Regions from separate parts of the Mus musculus genome. Here region 2 is linked to region 1. A link is a loop called in an ENCODE intact Hi-C map of the cell type or tissue named here. Cell type or tissue: gastrocnemius. All regions are shown on one strand. Links, peaks and the distances in the headings refer to the core of each region. The heading gives the core; the rest is flanking DNA.

What was found. A loop is a pair of places that touch in the nucleus more often than their neighbours do. Peaks named below come from ENCODE experiments on the same cell type or tissue, not always from the same donor. Only the 100,000 strongest peaks of a DNase experiment are listed, where the experiment ranks them.
Region 2: a loop joins it to region 1, with 1.9 times the contacts of the local background. A loop is called at or near these places in 1 of 42 quality-filtered maps.

Annotation. Positions count from the first base shown.
Region 1 is chr8:120,496,086-120,506,766 of GRCm38, reverse strand. It overlaps a transcript of Gse1 not described here. Among named protein-coding and RNA genes, the nearest start is that of Gm51556, 11 kb to the right of the region's middle. In gastrocnemius, for the core only: a CTCF peak has its summit at 5,662; a DNase peak (open chromatin) is centred at 5,651; H3K4me3 peaks cover 1,052 bases; H3K27ac peaks cover 3,890 bases.
Region 2 is chr8:120,432,411-120,443,091 of GRCm38, reverse strand. It overlaps a transcript of Gse1 not described here. Among named protein-coding and RNA genes, the nearest start is that of Gm51556, 53 kb to the left of the region's middle. In gastrocnemius, for the core only: no CTCF peak of the experiment used is centred there; DNase peaks (open chromatin) are centred at 3,641 and 5,221; H3K4me3 peaks cover 528 bases; H3K27ac peaks cover 3,295 bases.

The DNA.
Region 1 (10,681 bases), core at 3,274-8,273:
CCAGGGAAAGTGTGCAACCGTCCAGCAGGGGTCAGACAGATACTTCCTACATCCTTCCTAACACAGAGCAGACACACCCTGCACAGCACCCCAGACCCTGCACAGCACCCCAGACCCTGCACAGCACCCCAGACCCTGCACAGAACCCCAGACCCTACACAGAACCCCAGACTCTGCACAGCACCCCAGACTCTGCATAGTACCCCACAAAGTACCTCTCAGTACATGTTTAACATCCAAGACCCAATACAGTTCCCTAGACCCACACAGCACCCAGATCTGAGAAGGAGTCCCAAGGTAGCACTGGGGAGCAAACTGCACCTGTAGCTAGCTCGGCTCAGGGCCAGGCAAAAGGTGACAGAGGTAAACCCAGCTTTTACGTTGTAAAGACAGCACTGTAGATTTCATAGAGCCAGGTTGTTTTCAAACTCTGGTTCCATCAAAGACCCTGCACAATGGCGGGCACAGCAGGAGCTGGGGGGCCACCCAGCAACCCCCAGCCTCACTACATATTAGCAACTCACACTGTAATGCTGCCTTCCAACACCCTGTGCCGAGGGATAAAATCCTCAGGTGGCCTTTTGGGGAGGTCAGGTCTGTGCCAGTGGCCGGCCTTCACTTGGCCTTGTTCCTGGCTCCAACCTGGGCCCGGGAGTACAGGACCAGCGTCCTGGCTCTGGTACTGCCGCCTGCGTGGATCCGGCTGTCCTCAGGACCAGGCGCTCATGAACACAGCTGTCAGACGCACTAAAAACAGGAAGAGAAGAAAACCCCAACAAAACGGAGGCAACATACCAAATGCCAAAATACAATGAAAATTCAAACAGCTAAAACAAATATAGCCATGAAAAGACGGGAGCCCTCGCAACGCCGTCTCTACAATTAAGCAGCTTTCTGCTCTACGCTGACAGTCACCTAATTATACCACTAATGACAGTTCAACCTGCTTCGAAATAAAAGGCCAGTTTCCACAACGGGAAACCAGCTGTTAGTTACACATGTCAAACATCTTTAAAGCGTTATTATTAGGGGGGAGAACAACAAAAAAATCCCTATAAAATGAACGCATCCATCTCACGCCCCACTCCACGAGGGGGGGAAAATCACAATTAGCCATGTGCTTCTGCCCAATAATAATAAAACGTGAACACACACAAGGATACGGGGGAGGGGAGAAAGAGAGAGATGGGGAAGCCGCCCCCTCAGGGTCTTCTAAGGGGCTCCCCACCCTGTGGTGCAGGAGGAGGGTCTGTGTTTATTTCCTTCCTCTGCGTTTTAAATTCCTCTTGGTGAAGCAGTCTCAGGGACCAGGATATTTATGAGCTGAGCTGATCTCCCCGGGGGCTCAGCCAGGGCTCTCCTGGTACATGAGGCCCTGTCAAGTGCCTGTCTGGGAGGCAGTTAGCGGCAGCCGGAGCAGCAGCAGCCGCAGGTCGCGGAGGTGGCAGTGGCCTGGCTGCCCCCGGCCTCGTAGACATATGCTCGGGCTATTCCCTGCCAGCATGTCTTCAAACCGTGCGAGCCTTTGACATTCTGGAGGCGCAATAAACACCCGAGTTTCTCTTCTGACAATAGCCGAGCGGATTTAATTAACTGGGGCGGAAAGGGCTGCGGCGGGAGGGGCTGGGATCCAGCTACAGAGTGGGGATTAACCTTTAAGACCAGCAACTGGCTGGCAGGGTAAGGGGACCGCGGCCTGCTGGGGGCTCAGGCCAAGCTTACTGCACCCGCAGGAGCACTGGGGTGGGCAGAGCAAGAGCAGACACAAGGAACTGCGGGGGTGGGGGACCACAACTCAGGACGCTCCCGCTCACCCTGGCGGCAGCTGAGCCACCCCTGGGAGCTCTACGGTGGTGTTGGGGGGCGGGGCTCACCAAGGGGTCTGAGGTGGGGTGGGGGGTGGGGTTAGGGGTTGGGGGTGGAGCGAACCCTTCCAATCCAAGCCAAGCCATAAGAGGGCAGCTGCCTGGGTATGCACTGTTCAAAGGCACCCTTTAGCATCAGCGCAGTAGTCCGGAGAGGGGTGTGTAACTTGGGCCTCCTCTCTAGGCCACAGCCACGCCTGCGACTTGACCCCTGGGCCTTGTCCAGTCGAGGAGAGACAAGAGACAGCTCATGGGTTGGGTGGCTGTGGCTTCCAGGATAAGCACAGCAGGGTTGTGACAGGGGCAGTAAGGATGTCTGAGCTGCTAACATGCACAGCTGCTGCCAGGAGCATTCCTGGTTGTACTCCGGCCTCCAAGTGCTGTGTGACCCCCCGGGCAAGTGGTTTTCCATCTCTGGGCTATAGCTGAATAGTGGGCACTGGGCCCTTCACAGGCCTGGTTCTTCCTTAGCCAGGAGAGAGGCGTTCTGGCTGCCTGCTAGGGAGAGCCATTTATCCTTACAACTCCCATGGCCGGCCCTTGATAGCTTCCTCTCTCAAAGGAGTGCAGCCAGGCCAGCTCTCTGACCAGCTGGACATCCTCCAAGAACAACTCAGCTTGGGGCCTGCCTGTCACAGCGGGCAGAGGGAGGCAGGGCCTTCCCGTGCTACCAAGGTGGGATGGTCTCTTCCAGACTATGCTCAAGGGAGGCTGAGACCATGGAGGTCCTGTTTCTGCTTGGTGCTGGGCCTGCCCTACTGTGAGATGAGAACACAGTGGCTCTAACACCCACTGTCCCTACTGTGGTCTCTTTTCTATGGGTGGAATTCTGACAGGAATAATTTCTCCCAAATTTCCATCCCAGAAACACACAGACCCTTACGGACAAGAAGTGCACAACCTGGGGCTGGAGAGATGGCTCAGTGATTAAGAGCACTGACTGCTCTTCCAAAGGTCATGAGTTCAATCCCCAGAAACCATATGGTGGCCCACAACCATCTGTAATGTGATCTGATGCCCTCTTCTGGTGTGTCTGAAGACAGCTACAGTGTAACAGTGTGTACTTAGATATAATAATAAAATAAAATCTTAAAAAAAAAAAAAAGTGCACAACCTGCCAGGTGTCTTTATTCCTGGTACTCAGGAGCAGAGGCAGCTGGATCTCTGTGAGTTTGAGGCCAGCCTGATCTACATACAAGGTCCAGGACAGCCAGGGCTACACAGTGAAACCTTGTCTCCTGGGGGACAGAAGCTGCTACCTCTGGGCCACCTGCTCTGGTCTTGGGCCTGTGCTGAACACAGCCATCGAACACCCCAGAATTCACAAAGTTTGTATTGTTTTTCCAGACAGGGTTTCTCTGTGTACCCTTGGCTGTTCTGGAACTCACTCTGTAGACCATGCTGGCCTTGAACTCAGAGATTCACCTATCTCTGAGTGCCTGAGTTAAGCCATCATCACGCCCAGCTGGTATGAGGCTCCACTGTGCTACGGGGACAACGAGGCTCAGACAGAACATGGCATCTTTTAATGACCCTGAGAACCAGCCTCTAAGGCCCACAACTCGAAGAAATGAACCCTGTCCACACAAGGCCTGCCTGCCATACGTGGGCTCATGGGAGCCAAGAGAGGAGTCAGTATCTCGGTGGACTTGTGTCCCACCACGGAGATGGAGCTCTGGGCCATGCGTGAAAAAAGGGATTCGGAGAGCCCATGCATTTGGGGTCAGGACCCTGCAGTAGTGGGGGTAAGAAAGCTGAGAGGCTAGAAAAGGCATCTGCAATCTGACCAGCACAATTTAAACCCTGCCCTACCACTGACTGACTGGTTGTACAACCTGTCCCGGACAGCTCAGTCTCTGCACACTTTCTTCTTCAGTGTGAGGCTAAGGTTAGATGAATGAATCCACAGAAGCCACCCCTCCAGTCGCCATCTACAATCCAAGTCCCCCATAAGTATAAACATCTTCCCCACACCCCCAGCCCACACAGGTAACACCCCTACCCCCACCTCCCCACTTCTAGGCTGTTATCCCACCCTCCTCTCCTGGGATGCCTTAGGTCTTCATCCTGTATTTTTTTTCCCACCCAGAATGTTCCACTGACCCGTGGGTCCCCCTTTGGGACCTTATTAGCACCTATCCTATGGCATTGCGGAGGGGCTACTGCACTGGGGAACCCCTGCTGGGGGTCTCTTTCCAGCTCTGTTGCCTCAAACCTACTCTGGAGAGGAGGGGGAGGGGCCACCTGGAAGAGGCAAAGCCGACCCACTCACAACAGTGGGCCTACCCCTTCCTTAAAGAAACTATCTCCCTTGGGGGTTCCTGCCCACACCCAACCTTATTTCCTCATTTTGTGGACGGGTACCTCCACGGTGTCCCCAGGCTCTCAACATGTTCCACTGACAGTGACCTGCCCCTGCAGGGAGGACCTGCCAGGCTCTGTAACCTCTGATCTGTCCCTGCAAATCCCTCCAGTGTTTACTGTCAGGTTCCTGGTATGTGTACACACACACACACACACACACACACACACACACATACACACCAGCCTCAGGCTCAGCAGAGTCTCCTTAAGGTCCCAATAGCTCTAGGAACCCTTACTTACACACACACACACACACACACACACACACACACACACACACCCACCAGGTGCTCAGGCTCAGCAGAGTCTCCTTAAGGTCCCAATAGCTCTAGGAACCCTTACTTACACACACACACACACACACACGCACACGCACACGCACACCAGGCGCTCAGGTTCAGCAGAGTCTCCTTAAGGTCCCAATAGCTCTAGGAACACACACACACACACACACACACACACACACACACACCAGGCGCTCAGGCTCAGCAGAGTCTCCTTAAGGTCCCAATAGCTCTAGGAACCCTTATACACACACACACACACACACACACACACACACACACACACACACATACACACACACACACACACCAGGCGCTCAGGCTCAGCACAGTCTCCTTAAGGTCCCAATAGCTCTAGGAACCCTTACACACACACACACACACACACACACACACACACACACACACACCCAGGCGCTCAGGCTCAGCAGAGTCTCCTTAAGGTTCCAATAGCTCTAGGAACCCTTAGCTCCAGTGTCTGCACCTGCCCCAGGGCTGAGACCAGCACTGCCTTCTGTATACTTCCTAGTGACTGGGGTCTTGATCTCTAACTGCGCTGGCCAGCTTGGCAGCCACCATCCAACTCAGAAACAAGAAGCACATGACAAGCACATGACATGCACATGTGGCACATGACAAGCTTCCAAAGCTTCGGACATGAAGCCAGGTGCTGGGTCTCAGGTAACAACGCAGATCTAGCTCTGCTCCTAGGGCGAGGCCTGGGAAGGGTGCCTACCGGTGGGGGCTCAGGAGTAAGTCCTTACTACATAAGGCACAGCTCCCTGGAGCCTTTTTTTTAGCAAGATACAGGGTCCTTCTAAGCACCCAGCCCAGCTGTGACACCTGAGAGGCAAACCACTCTCTGTCCCCATGTGACCCCTTTAAACACCCAGTCCACACTCATTAGCTGCATGGGGTACCACCTCCTGCAGGAAGGCCTCCCGGTTTGCTCTAGGCTGGAGTCAGGAACATCCCAGGATCCAGCCCAGGGAACTTGCAGCCTAGGAGGCAAGACCTATGACTAACTTTCACTCCTTCCCCCTGCCTGGGCCTGGCACAGCCAGGTGTCGAGAACTGGCTGGCAGCTGCCAAGCACAAATGTCTCTTTCCAGCCAGGCCAGGGACACTGCTGCCTGGTGGCTGTTTGCTTAGCATCCTGCCCACTCGGCTCACCGCACCGGTCCAACCTGCTGGCTGGCTGCCCCCTCTGCACCCTGGCATCCTGGAGGTGACAGAGCCTTGAGTCAAAGGCTTCTGACTCTGGATAAAAAGCCAACGAGTGGACTTGCTGGTTTCTGTGCTTCCAATAAAATCCCTTCTGTTGCCCTTGACCCTGCAGGGCAGGTGGATGCCGGCCACAGTCATCGGCAAGGCCAAGGGAAGGCCAAAGGTGAGGTTCTGGAGGCAGTTCTCCCCATACTCTGGGCCCGGAGGATATTCCCAAGGCCACAGTCCTTGCCAGTCACACTGACCAATGACCAAGACCTTCAGAGCTCCCTGGCCCTGAAGAGGCCCCAGAACTGACCTTTAACCCCATCTGGCCTGGGAGCTGCCTCTCCGGACAGGTTTTCTAGGTCAGAGGCCAGCTTGGCCTGTGAACTCCAGGCCACAGCTCACAGTGGACCACCAGACACCTCCCTCTCTTCTGCAGGCTCCCTCCCCACCTGAGGTTTAGGGGGAAACTCCTTGGTTCTACCCACAGGGAGCCTGCCCAGGCCTAGGGAGGGGCAAAGCCTGTACCGAGAGGAATAGAAAGCCACACAGTCTAAGGTGGCCCTGAGGTGCCCGGGGCCACAACAGGCTGGATAACAGGCGCCAGCCTGTGAGGCTGTGAGTACTCCCCAGCTCAGCCGGACAGCCATCACAGAAATAATTCCTGCCTCAGCTTCCCACATCCTGAGATCACAGTCCTGTGCCACTACACGAGGTCTCCTTCAGGGCTTTAAACAAACAAACCAGCTTTCCACATCCTAAGTAGGAGACAGCAGTTTAGCAAACAAGAAGTTTAGCAAACAACTTGCCCAAGCCCTTCCAACAGGGGATCTGCAGATCCAGATCCTAGTCTGCTACCCAGGAGTTGGGGATGCAGGCCTGTGATCTCAGTAGTCAGGAGGCTGAGGCAGGAGGATGGAAAATTTGAGGGCAGCCTAGGTTGCAAAAATAACACCCTGTCTAATAAACAAATACAAAAACAAAAGCCGAACTCTTGGGCCAGGGGAGCAGATGGTTCCGCAGAGAAAGGTTCATGTCGAGCCTGACGGTCCAAGTTTCAATGCAGGGACCCAGAGACCCCAGAGACCCATACTGTGAAAGGTGAGGACACACTCCTGCAAGTTGTCCTTTGACCTTCACAGGTGCCTGGTGGCTGGAAACCCACCCCATCCCACCCCCAGCACAAAATAAGTGTCAAAAAGAATTCGACAAAATAGATCTGGTTTCTGCTGGGTGTGGTGGCGCACGCCTTTAATCCCAGCACTTGCGAGGCAGAGGCAGGTGGATTTCTGAGTTTGAGGCCAGCCTGGTCTACAGAGTGAGTTCCAGGACAGCCAGGGCTACACAGAGAAACCCTGTCTTGAAAAAAAACCAAACCAGACAAACAAAAATAACAAACAACAACAACAACAACAACAACAACAAAACAAAAACCACAAAAGAACAACAACAAAAAACCAGATCTGGTTTCTGAATTCATGGAGTCCTCCAAGAGTCCCACTTTCACAGACCTGGGCCTGGGGAGAAGCAGCATCTAACAGGGCTGAGCCTTGAGGCCTGGTGAGGAAAACAGTCTGCACAGAGGTGTAACCAGGTAGCAGGTCAGAGCCAAGCAGCCCTCCCTAGACCTGGCCTTTGGGCAGAGTTGCCAGGCAAGGTAAGAGGAAGCGGTCTGGTTGGAGCAGCCTGAGATGCCAACTGGCTACTACAGTAGCCTAGCAGAATACACTTAGGTAGGAGGGCCCAGTGGCCCTAACATCAGTTTCCCAGACCCAAAGGTCTTCCTCTGAGGGGACCCTCATCTAGAAATGGGGAGGCATGGCTCTGACTAGCGGCAGGGGCCTCAGACTTCTGCTCCTGTCATTCCAGCGTGAGACACTACTGTGTGTGAGTTGTGAGTCACCAGCCCCACCTACAACCCGAGCAGGGGGAGGGGAGGCTCCCAGAGCTCTGCCCTGTATCTGGGTCAGGAGCCTGGCTGGCCGCTCCAGCCACTGATCAACCCGTGCTCGATTCGGCCATGAATATTCATGAGCTTATCCGATTCCACACTTTCATTTCTGGCCCAAATTAATAATTTACCAGGGAGGTTCATAAAAAATCAGATGTGGCTCATTAGCGGCTCCCCCCAAAGGCATCTAACCGGCCCCTCACTCCAGGGAGGGGCTGCTCTTCCTGTGACCAGAGCTGGGCTCTTGTGTGCAGACCCTCACACCACCTTCAAGGGGCAGCTACACAGGCCCACTGTAAACCCTCAAGGCAGGACTTTCCAGCTTCCACACTGAGATCCAAGACTGCTCTAGGCCCACAACCTAGACTGTCTGGAAACCCCAAAGGCAGGCTCCCTAGAGGACAGAGTCTAGTCCCAGTCCCAGAGGTCAGGCCTCCTACCTGGCTTTCCGAAGAGCTTGCAAGAGACAGGCTGACTATCCTCCCAACTGGCAGCTTCCACATCTCCATCCTATCTTCTCTTCAGCGTGGTTCCCACCCTATCAAGGGATGGATTCCTTCCAGCTGAGCCCAGCCTGGTGGGGCTCCTCCCTCTCTGCTAACGGACTGAGTGTGGCGTGGAAGAGGCCCTGATATCTGAGGCCAGGCCCTGGGAGGCAGGGGGTCATGGGGCCTCTTCTCTGCATAAGCCACCACAGCCCCTGCCATGACATCAGAGGCTGTGAGGAATCCCAGACCACACTGAGAACCCCATGGAAGAGGGTGCTTCATCTGGGACCACTGAGACTGTCGTCGCCTGTAGCCAGAGCCAATGGGGGGACGGGGGAGGGGGAGAAGAGGGCCCTTCACAAGACAAGTGCCCCTCTCATCTTTTAGTTGTGGCTGCAATGTCAGGCACAGAAGGCCCTAGGCCAGCCCACAATGGCACACTGGTGCCATCCTGACCCCATCTGGCGTCCAGTTCCCAGCATCCTGGGGTGGGCTTATGGTCTACACACTCAGCTTCCTCTCAAGTGGTGGTACCCGCCTCCCCCAGCCTCCCAGTGTTGCTGTGTCTGGAGAAGCCCACAAGGGAACTTTCCCAGCAGAGAGGTGGGAGAAGAGAATAGCACCTTGTCTCTGGGCCTCAGAGGATCTGAGATAGAGGAAATAAAGGTGAGGTGAGGTGAGGGGGTGATTCTCTCAGCTCCCCAGAGTGGCAGGAAGTGGTGAGAGCCCCCACCGGGAGCCCCTGGCACACAGCTGTAGGCCTGAGGGCACCTCATCCCCTCCGTGCCTCCCAGGCCTCCGCAGAGAGCTCCATTAAGACCCATGCTGTCTCCCCTTACGCTCTTTCATGTCCCTGCTGCACCCCCCCTTCTCTTGTCAGATAATCACAGAAACCAGCAAACGGTTGACACGGTTTCCAAGACAACAGAAGTTAGGCCCACGAGAGGCCTGGGAGCTAATCCTGAATGAATTACAAGCCAGAGTGACAAGGGGGTGGGCGGCGTTGGGGGCCAGTTCAAAGGAGGCCTGGTCGGAGATGAGGTGCCGTCTGCCTGGGGCTCCATTGCTGCTGGGTGAGGCTGGAGCCTTCAGGGGGGGCAAGAGGCAAAAGCTTTTAGAAGAATCTAGTACCCTATAACCTTCTCCCTGGGGACGATCCAGCCAGAAAAACTTTCTATCCCAGAAGACTTGAGATCTGCTGGTGTGGGCCACAGGCCAGTATGGGTCTCCAGAGTGAACTATTATCGTATCTAGGACTTGTCACTGGTGACCATTTTGAGAGCCTGGGCTCCTTGGCATCCTGCAGGAGTCCATAAGTAATGCCTTCCTTCCAGCACCAACCTGGGGCGGGCCTCTGCTCTGACACCGGCCTGAAGCCACAGTTGAGAACTCATACATACTCCAAGGAGAATGCAGACTTCCTTCCATTCCAGAGCATTTCATCCTTGGTTCCTGCATGTGCACTCACCAATGCTCAGGACAAACAACCTTACATGGTGGCACGGCTGGCCCCGAGTACACATGGGAAACACACAAGGAAACAGAGAGGTTAAGTAACCTGCCCAGAGTAACACATCCAAGAAGGTAGCAGGTACTCAGCCCTGACTCCCACTAGGCTCTGTGCTTAGGCAGCGCTGCAGCGGACTGACCTCGAACAAGCTGCAGACCCTCAGACACCCTCTAACCCCCTACTACCACTCTACCACCCTCCAGTTCCCAAAGGTGCAGAAACAAGGTCACCAGGCAAGACAGCCATGAGTGGACCTCATAGCCCCACGGACGGTCTCCAACTGGCATGGCTCCGCTCCACAGAGCAGCCACCCAGAGCCATGGTGGTCTCCTCTACATGGGTCACCCAGCAGCCAGAGGATCTACGGTAGGGATGGCCTCAGTACGCATGCGCTGCTCTTCACCTGTCCTGCGCCATACTTATCGGCCCCAGTACGCATGCGCTACTCTCCAGCTGTCCGGCTGCATACCTATTTCCCCCCACTCCCCGACAGCCATACCATCCCTGGTGCCTCAGGACCTTCCGATCCCACTACGCTAACATCTTCTCTTTTTTGGGGGAGTGAGGGGGGCTCTAGCCACCCAGTGCCGAATCCTGGCTCTCTACACCCCCATAGATCTCTCGAAACTACAGGTGCCTCTGGACAAGGCAATCCTCTGGGATTTCTCCTCTGTACTTCCATGCACCTGGGCTAGTTGACAGCTCCAAAATTTCGGGTCAACTAGGAAATGATGGCCCACGCCTTTAATCTTAGCCCTCAGGAGGCAGAGGCAGAGGCAGAGGCAGGCAGATCTCTTGAGTTCAAGGCCAGCCTGGTCTACAGAGCGAGTTCTAGGACAATCAGGGGCACAGAGAAACCCTGTCTCGAGAAACCAAAAGCAAATAAATATAGGTAAACAAAAACTAAACAACAAGCCGGGCGTGGTGGCACACGCCTTTAATCCCAGCATTCGGGAGGCAGAGGCAGGCAGATTTCTGAGTTCGAGGCCAAGCCTGGTCTACTAAGT
Region 2 (10,681 bases), core at 2,904-7,903, 63 kb after region 1:
TTTTCGTTTTCCCCACCCTGATGGACATAAAGCACCCTCATGGATTCCTGCCAGGTGTCTCTCTATTTGCTGGGTGACCACGCGACACAGAGCCCATGGCTTTGCTCAGCACCATGACAGGCAGCTCCAGGGAGAGCAGGCAGGCTCAGGAGCCCTCTGAATCATCATCACTCATCAGTGACAGACTCCAGGGGGTCTGTGACACCCACAGGGACAGGCATCTTATCTGGAACATACCTGGGTTCAAGCCTTAGCTCTGTGTAGCCTCAGGCATGTTGCCCAGGCTTCTGTTTCCCATCTGTTCAATGGGACAGTCAAGAACCTACCTGTTAAGCCACCTGTCTGTTAACAGGACAGATGCCCTAGGGATGGGGAGGGCACGTGGTATGCCTGTGATGACAACTGTATTGCTTCAATCCCCAGAAAGACAGGTACAATGTGACAGGGGAAGGGTTCCAAATGGAGGGGACACGGGTGAGATCTGCTGGAATGTTGTGCCAGAGATGGACCCTGGGGTGGTTGTGCAGGCTGCCTCGGTGGCTCTCAGCCAGCAGCACTGGGCTGGGTCGCCAGACTCCAGTTTATTTATAGATCAAACAAACCTACCCTCAAGGTCCCATTAAAGCCTATTCTAAAGAGCAGGAAAAGCAAGTCAATTCAGGCTCAGCCAGGTGTGACTGGCACTGGGCAGGTGTGGCAACTGGGTGTGGCCACTGGGCATGGCTAATGGGCCTGTTCTTCAGGCTCAGGACCTGCTTCCTAATCTGGGGGTCCCTGGGAAGCAGAAGCAACCCCCCCTCTCCTGGGGTGCTCAGAACAGTCTTGGACATGCATGGGGACAAGGTGATGGAGGCAGCTCCTACTCATTTGGGAGAGGCCAGCATGGACAATGCCACCGCTAAACCTCCAAAGGTCACCAGCAACTGCATCTCCTGAGAAAGGGACCTGGCCCAGGCTTCATTCAGTCGGGCTCAGTAACCTCTGCCGCTGTTACTGATATGAAACATCATGATCCGAAACAAGCTGAGGGCGAAATGGTTTATTTGGCATAAGCTTCCACATCGTAGTCCCTACAAGTGGTCTGTATGCAGTCCATGTGGCCCAGCCCTGCCTTCCCCTTCCTCTGTCATTTCCTCTCCTCTAGCTCAGCCCTGCCTTCCTGTCCCTCTTCCATGCCCCAGCATGGACCTTCTGAACTTCACTTATCTGCAGTGTAGGCTAGTGTGGCCTTTGTTCTCGTTCTGTGCCCTTTGCCCAGAGCACTGCCCTCAGATACTTGCTCTGGGATCATGCCCCAGCCGCCTCCAATCCTGGCTCACAGCCACCTGCAATGCCCTCTCCTAAGACTACCGGTGCCCTTTGCCACCTGGTCCAGCCTTCGCTTTGACCTCAGAGCACCCGTGTCTCTCACCCCTTCTTCTCACTGTAGCTCTGGGCTCACTCCTCATCCCCAGGACACAGGATGCCCATAGAGGCCCCCAAGTTCCAGGAAGCAAAAGCCATGCTATCCACGGGGAACCAAGGAACCTGAGAGAAGCCCCCAATCTCAAGTTATTCTCAGAGGGGCTTGGATGGACACTCACATTAAGGGTGACCCTGGGAAGCTCCCACAAGGGACAGCATCATGAGGAGGCTAGCTTCGTGGACTTCAGGGGCATAGCTAATGGCCCTTCCAGTCACGGGAGCTGCCAGGAAGAGGCCAGCCTCAGGGACTACCAGGACAAAGACTCGGCACCAGAGGGAGGAGAGGACCTGGCCTGTCGTGGGCGGGTGTCAGGCAGTAATGGCTGCACCCCCACCCGCAGGCTGGGTGCCATTCATCTGACCATATATACACACGCTAATCAGCTGTGGCCATGGCACCCAGCTCAATTCAAATTGATTTACCGAGCCTGGAAATGGATACAAATGTGATTAAAGGCCTTTTATTTTACATAGGTTCTCTATAAAATGATTGAAATCAATTGCCCGGCAGGCCCTGCGCTATTACTGCGCAGAGCCTGCCCCACTATTGATGGATACGGTGCCAGGAGGCTGAGCCGGGCGGCGACAACTCCCCCAGCCTAGTTCTGGGTCACTGCTGGGGTGGCTGTAGCATCCAGTGGGGTGCCTCTCTGTGTCTGCTAGGCACCTTTGGGGAGGCAGGAAGAGCCAGTGGGTGAGGGAGCAGGCCCGGGGAGGAGGCGTCACCATGGCGACAGCCTCCCACACCATCTTCCAGCCCAGATGCCTCTTGTCTGCGATGGCCAGAACCTGGGAGGCTGGTTCCTGATTCCAGCTCTGAGAAGGGGCACAGTGGGCGCTCTTGTCCCACCCCATGTTCCCTCTGGGAAACCAAGGCCAAAGCAGGGGGCAGCAACAGTCAGTGACAGATATGGCCCTGTTAGTTAGATCCCCTAGCTCACAGGCCACTCAGATGTGTGCACAGACTCCTGGTGGCTGGTGCAGGTTTGTTCCAGAATCCTCAGGTGGTGGGAGTTTTGGTCTGCCACCTGCTCTAAGGAGCTAGGCTAGTGCCAGAAGGTGAAGGCTGGCCAGAGCTACCAGCTCATCAACTGTCTGCTGAGGCTAGCATGGTAATGACCACCATCCACACAACTTCCCTCCTGGATCCCAAGCCTGGGATTCTGGAGCCCTGGGCATGGTGGGCCCATACACGAGGAGAGGCACCTCTCTGCCTCTTGTAGCAGCTGGTAGCTGCCAGGATCTTTGATTTACAACCCAACATCTTCCTCGTGAGGTTCTTCGCCATTTGTCTGTCCACTTATTTATATTAGGTACACGGTATTTTACCTGCCTGTGTGTGTGTGTGTGTGTGTGTGCGCGCGCGCGTGCGCACGTGCGCCCGCGCCCTGTGCAGGCCTAGCACACACGCAGAGGTCGGAAAAAAAAGGCTTCAGATGACCTGGAATTGGAGTTACAGATGGCTGCAATCCACCATGCTGGGAACTCTGGTCCTCTGCAAGAGCAGCCAGCGCTCTTAGCTGCAGAGACATCTTTCCATCCCCAAGATGCTTTCAACACGACCCAGGCAGTACCAGGACCCTGGAGAAGAGCAGGAAGTCTGGAGGAGAGCTGGCAGTCCTGGTATTCCCCAGCGGAGGTGCCACTAGCAATCCCTATGCACAGAGTTCCAAGAAACTCAGGGATCACACTTGTCAGACACACGTCTGGAACATTCTAAACAGCATCTACTCCACCCTACCTCTGTAAATAAGGGGGAGAACGGCCTGGGTCAAGGGAGAGACGCCACCTACACATTCCATGTTCTGGGCTCATTTGTTTTCCCAGAATGCATCACAGGCCCAGAAAAGGAAGGCAACTTGCTCACAGTCACCCAGAAGGAAGGTTCTGGGCCAGGTTTCCACAGTCAGAGTGATACAGAGGAGCAAGAGCCCTTTCCCGCGGACCTCGACCTTTCCCTCTAACCTCGACCCTGCGTCTACTTCATTTTCTGAGTAAGGAGGAGGGGCAAGCCCCACCCTGCTATGGATATAGCCCCTCCTCAGCCCTGCCTGCCTGCAGCCAGCAGCTCCTGCAAGGGCTGCCTGCCTCCCGCAGGCTGTGCCTGCACCACCGCATTAAGGACAGATGGATTACAGCTAATGAGCCCTGCTCGCACCATTAACACTGGAGCCTTCCCTGGATTAAAACGCGCACAGCCCGCCGGGCTGGCTTGTCACTCTCGAGGTGGGCACCGCGGCTGCTGGCTGTGCGTCAGCGTACCCTTAATTGCTCTTGTAATTGGGTCGCCTCGCTCCTGGGAACCCTGATGCCACCCTCAAGGGATGGCGGACTGGTGAGACTGCCTTTTCCATCTCTGCACTAGTCCCCCTCCCCCAAGGCGGTTTTCCCTGGAGTTTGAGCCCCTTCCCTGAAGGTCTGCTTGGGCCAGCAGATACCCCATCCCCAGGATTGTGAAGAAAGGAAGGGGCCGGGTGCACCCGCTCTCCAAATCACGGCCTCTGGTCTATTGTATGCACACACACACACACACACACACACACACACACACACACCTCTCATGCCCCCCCTACAATTCTCTGTCTCTCTCACACCCACACATACACACACATACTTAAAATACACACATGTTCCCACACTCATAACTCTTCTGTGGGATGAAGAAGAAATCAGGAAAGGGCCACCCGGGCAGCAGGGTAGGGCCATGAGGCCCTGAGCCAGAGAAGCCAACTTCCCGGCCTGACTCAGTTGTGTGGCTCAGCATGGTTATTCAGCCGCTCGTGCCTCTGTTTCCCCATCCGTGGAAATGAACATGTGCCAAGTGAGCAGTCATATTTAACAGTTGTGGCACACAGACAGCGGTGGTCTCTGTTACCAGGGTGCCAGGTTCTGTCTGTGAGTGACAGGTGTGCAGACATGTTGGCCTCCCATTCACTCTATAATCAACCCAGACTGCCCTGAAACGTATGGCCAGCCATCCTCCTGCCTCAACTCTCTGCTAACTCATATCTAGATTAGAAGCAGAAACAGGAACTTTGGGTTCAGCAAGGTCTGAGGCCGGGGGACTGTGGCAGGTGACACTCGGTGATGACCCATAAGTTGGCTGAGCGGGTCATCACCAGCGGCCTTTCTTACGCAGCTCGTGGCCACTCTTCCTCCCACAGGATCCAGATCTGCTTCACCCAATGCAGAAGAAGAGCCCAAGGGTCCCCTGCAGCCCCAGGGAGGTCCTATCTCTCTAAGGACTGTTTGCCCATTTGAAAGTTGGTATAGCTAGGGTCCAGTATCCCTCCCACATGCCGCCTGGGTGCACAGGCTACGGAGCGCCGTGGGAGGCACCAGGCAACTGCAGGCTGCGGGCAGGAGGGCAGGAGCAGAGGCCCGTCCCTGAGGTCTGAATTATTCACACACAATAGCACCCTTACTTACAGTGCAGCCGCCACCGACTCCTGCTGGTAGATTACTCGGGGACTGGCTGCTCTCTCGGTTAATTAAGGGGACACTTTTGCCAGTGACTTCTCAGGTGTGCAGTCAGGCAGCCCCAGGTCTCATCCCACTGCCTCGGAGACACTGGATCCCCCAAGACCTGCCAGGTGGGAGGGAACTGGAGCTGGAGCCGTGCCAGGCTCCTAGGTAGGGACAGTGGCCTGTGTGCCCCAGGGCGGAGGCAGGGGGAGTGTGCCAGGCCACAGGAGCCGCATGGGGCTGATCCTGGATCCTAGCGGGGGCTGAGCAGAGACCGTGTCGTGCGTATATTCTCTCTCACCTGACAGAGCTGGGCACAGGCACAGACACTGTGCTCTGGCAGGTTCTAGCAGGTTCTGGCAATCCTCTAGCAGGGTAGGAGCAGCAGCCAACATGAAACATTTACAAAGGCCTTTCGTAACCATCTGTGCTGGGAACGGAGAGGCGGGCTGAGCAGCCACAGCCTTCCTGCCTAGGACCTCAAGGCTGGACAGTTATGGCCCCACCAGGGCCGGGTTTTGAGACGCCAGTCCAAGTAGGGACAAGGACCAGAGTGGCCCACAGATATGCTCTACAGAGAGCTAAGGATGGGGACATAGGGGAAGAGGGCCACAGCATATCCCAACTGTGTTATTTCCAGCTGTGTTGCCTTGGGGACAACACAGTCTCAGTCTGCCACAAATCATGCACCCAGTGGGTGTGTGGGTGTGTCCTGTTGTGCCTTTTCTGTGATTCTTGCAACATCTATGGTCCCTCAGCACAGGGGAGAATCCACTGACTTCAGTTCTTGACAAGGTCCCTTTGAACCGGATTGACTTTCTTCTGCCTGCATCCAAGAAACTCCCACACACCCCTCAAAACCCTCCTGGCACATCCTACCCCTCTGCCTCTTCCTCTCTGTGAGACACAAGACTCCCTCTTTCCACTGCAGCCAACTGTAGCTCATACATGGTTTATCCTTGGTGAAAGATCCAAAAAGAAGGGGGGCACTCTGGCCTGCATATTACAGACTAAGAAAACCTGCCACACTGGCTGAGCCCGTGCAGAGCCTGAATTTGGACCTGGGAAGTCTGGCTCTCTTCAGCTGCCTCTGAATGGAACCATGGGAAAAAGGAGAGAGGTCTGGCTGTTTCAAGAAGAGCCAATGTCAGGAGCAGCTGGACCCAGCAGACCTGAGAGATGAATCAGATGCTGAGATCTGAGGCAGTCAGCTTAGCGGGGAAACAGGGAAGGTTACAAACTAAAACTGAAACCTGAGCAGGGACTCTGGCAGTGTCATCCAGGGAGGGGACCTTGGGCTGTGGTTTCTGCCTGCACACACCCCCACCCCCACCCTCAAGTGCTGGCTCAGCATGGAGTCCAGCTGCTGACCTGATGGTTATTTCAGGACTATAGGGGCAGGTGGAGAGAGCTCTTGGCTTTAAGCTGAAAATGGTGGTGGAAGAGGGGCGTTCCCAATGGGTGTCTAGCAGAAAAATCCGACTGGGGGACTCTCCAGCTGCCTGGCAGACTCACCCATCCCACCCAGTCCCGCTCTCCCTTGGGGCCTTGGCGCCCCCCTCCCCCACTGCACCTGCTGTGGGAGTGTCACCTCAGCAGATTGGTCCTCAGGTCCCCAGGGAGAGTAATTGGACACAGAGCAGAGGACTGCTACTGTGCTGTGTCATCTACTGTGGGTAGCCAGGGAGGCGGCAGCGGTGGCGGGTCCTACTGGGTCTCCAGGACGGAGAGGAGAATGTTCCTCTTTAGGGAGGGGCAGTAGCCGTGGAGCAGGTCAGAGACAATGGAGTTTTGTAGTGGTTGCCTGACTGACCCACGTTTACATGAAGCTCTGGCTTCACTCCCCTTCACCACACAGAATGAGCGTGGGGGCATAATCCTGTAAGTCCAGCAATCATGAGGTGGAGGCAGGAGGATTGGGAAATCAAGATCACCTCAGCAACCATAGCGAGCCCAGGGCCAGCCTGGGCTACATGAGCCTGCGTGCCTGGGTGGGATGTGGGAACTCAGGGTTTTTAAAAGACGCAGGCGGATGGCCCTTGTGATGACTTGGGTATGACTTGGGTAATGTCCAGTGTGTGGTGTCGATGGGACTTCTGCAGCCAGCTTGTCGCTATACTCGGTGTTCCCCGGGGTCAGCAGGAACTCTTCTATCAGGAAGTGAGCAAGTTAAAAACCTCAGTGCTTAGAGAACTGAAAACCTGTGTCCACCCTACGCCCCAGAGACAGTGATTGAGAACTAGAGACAAGCGTGCTGCTACACGCAGTGGAGTATTACTGAGCCATAAACAGGGACAAAGCTGTTAGACATGCTGCCGTGGTGAGACCGGCAAACACGATGCTGAAGGCTGGGTGTGACGACGCTATCAGCAATGCAAGCATGGCTGAGATCAAGGCAGGGGGATTGGCAGGTCCAGGCCAGCCTGAGCTACAGCCCTGTTGCCAAGGAATGGAGGAGAGACTTCACAGTATATGAACTAGATCTCAGTAAAACTGAAAAAACAAAACAAAACAAAACCAAAAAAAACCCTAACCCCTAACCCCTGCCTCGTGCCCAGCCAGAGACCAAGGCTGCCCATCCAATCCAGCAGGAGCTATGGGTGCAGAATAGGTGGGTATCATGTTTCCCTGTAGGAGGGGGTACAGGTGGCTTGCACCTGCTGACTTCACGGGAGTCAATAAGCAGACAGACAGACAGACAGACAGATGCTTGCCTGGACCTTGTGTTGAACATGTGGTCCAGGCTCCAAGGCGGATGCTGAGCTACAGGGGCCCACGGGTGCTGTGCCGTTGCAACTAAGAGTTCAGGGACTTGAGAAACCTCTGCTCAGTAAACTGAGAACTCTGTACCACAAGCTGGGAATAGTGTCTAACCATCCCTGCTGCGGTTGGCTCCCTGGGTTCCTCCTGCCCAGGTCCCTCTGCATTCACTGTTCCCGGAAGGGGAGGGGAGGGGGAGAGGGGAGGGGAGGGGAGGGGGGAAGGAAGGGGAGGGGAGGGGAGTGGAGGGGGGAAGGAAGGGGAGGGGAGGGGAGGGGAGGGGAGGGGAGGGGAGGGGAGGGTGTCAGGACAAGCCAGGACGAGAATGAGAAGGTAAATTCTGTCATGCCAGCAAGCATGATGCCTACCTTACCTGGACTGCTTCTGTTTGACAGCTGGGCATTAGAGGGTAGGACAACAGAAACTCCAGGCTAACAACCCTCTGCATGTTTGCTTGGGTATACCTCTGTCCATCTTCAGTAAGCCACCCAGACCTGCAGGTCTCCTGTGTTCTTAGCAGCCCTCAGGTCTCAGTGAAACTCTCTGTACCCTGCCTGCTCCTTCCTCCACCTCACAGCTGCCCACACAGCACCAATGCCACAGAATAGGTAGCCTGCTACCCTCTAAAGCACAGCATGGGCTTTGGATTTCAAGTAGGGCCCACCAGAGGTTCTAGTAACAGCCCAGTGGTCATCAGGGAAGCCCTCTGAATCTTGGATCTTAGAGCCACAGGAGACTGTGATCTGCATGAGTGAACCCCCACGTCTACCCCATGACCAACAGGTCTCAGTTATAAGGTGCAGAATGGGCAATGGGGCCCCAGAGATCTCATGCCCAGCTCCCAGTCAATACACCTGAAACGAGCCCACCCTTCCAGGCTGCCTGGGCTGCTTCACCTCCTTCCTGCCCTGGAGCTACTTGCTGGACACAGCTCAGCAGATCTGTGCACCTGCCCCCAGAACCTCAGGCAGTGGTTGTGTGAAAATGGGTTGGTTCGTGATAATATAGTTAATAGACGTACATTTGAGGATTATGGTGTATCTCAGGGCTACAGTACACGCCAAGTGTGTATAAGGCCCTGCGACCCATCCCTAGGACAGGAAAACAACCAAACAACCAAGATAGGTTTGTACAGAAGGAAGAGCCTTGAGTCCTATGTGATTGGCATTCATACAAGGAGGGGACTGGACTCAGAGACAAGGACAGGAAGACAGGATGGTTTGTTTACCACAGAAAACAAGTTTACTCTGTGTACCCCCTCCCCTGCTAGGAAACACCAAGTGAGTGACATCTTTAGTTACCATACTAGAGCATGTGATGAATCAAGATGTCACTCTATATCCTATAACGCACAGGGCCTCTAACTGGCCCCAACCATTAGCAATGTCATAATTCCTCAGATTATTTTTGTGTGCCTCTCTCTGGGCATGTATATGTATCATATGAGTGCAATACCCACAGTGGCCAGAAGAGGGCACTATATCTTAACTGATGAGCCAGCTCTCCAGCCTCCATTTTTCTCTTTGAAGATGTAGAGTGTCTCATGTAGCCCAGGTTGGCCTTGACCTTGAATATAGTTGAAGATGACCTTAATTTCTGACACTGGGATTATAGGCATACCTATCATATCCAGTTTATGTGGTACTGGGAATTGAACCCAGGGCCTTGTGCATGCTAGGCAAATAGTTTAACCATCTGAGCTATAGTCCCAGCTCCCATCTTCATTTTAAACCATGGTCGCCTGAGAATAGAAAGCCCACGGCCTCTGAGGTCCATGACTGGAATAAGGTGGCCCTCAGCATCTGGGGAACTGTGAGGGAACTGCTGTCAACAGACACAGTGAGGGCTGGCCACCTTGTGCAGGTCAGCAGGGACTGGGTAATCCCAGGTATGGGTCTGGGAGATGAGGTGGCCAGGGCCACCTCACTGTGGCCTTCCATCATGGTCAGGCTCCCTGGAGTGCCACGGAGGGAGCACCAAGCTGGCAGTGGGAGCCAGTGGTGCCCCTTCCCCACCTTACAGAGCTTGGGCGGGCTGTGAGCCTGCCAGATGGCAGCGCGCCACGTGCCGGAGAATAATCACTGTTAAAAATTCACTGGGTTTTCTTTTCTTTTTTTAGGTTCCACTTGCACTCTCTGCTTCCTTCTCCAGAAGGTACCAAACCACCACTGATGGCTTTAATTGTCTCTAATTAAAAGAAACATCGCCTGGGACCTGGGGCTCCTTCATTCAGAGGCTTCAGGGGGAGTATGGAGTTGTGGAGGGCTCCCTGGGGCCCCTGCATGGCCCTGCCTGACTCATGTTGCCTGATGGAGACTCCAGCTGGGTTGGAGGTGGGCCTCTGGTATCTCTAGCCTAGGACCCCAACAAAACAGCAGCCAGGGGAACCCCAAGGGCAGAGGCAAAGGCTGCCTTGGGGACATGAAATCAGGGGCCAGTGACTGTCAGAACTCAGACCTTGCACAGGTCACTAGGAAGGAAATGTGGGTTCCCACAGAGCCAGCTTGCTAAGGTTCTGATGTCTTTCTTAGCACATGCTTAGCTCAAGTTCACAAAGCCACATACCTGAAGGAACCCTGAACCCTAGAGATGGGTGGGGTCAGCTCAGGAGGACCATGGGCACGCCTGCAAATCACCCATCATCAGGAGACATCACGTTCCAGCCTACCCTGAATGCCCAAGCGTTGAGACTAGCCAGCCCAAGCTGCTGGCCTTCTGCAAGGGCTAGGGGACATCTGATAGCTGGCTGCTCCTGAGGCTCCTGTAGGAGCACTGGGGTCTTGGCCTGGAGCCTGGGGTAGCGTTGAATTTCTGGAGGAAGCAAAAGCAGCCATACGCCTTTGACCACCACCATCAGGGGCCTTATTAAAAATGAGCCGTGGGGCCCTCTCTGCATGGCCAGGGACTTCCTCAGGATAATGTCCCTTCCTCCCCCTTACTGGTCCTTGAGTATCCCTCGTCTTCCACAGATAAGCAGCCCCCTTGGTGGCTG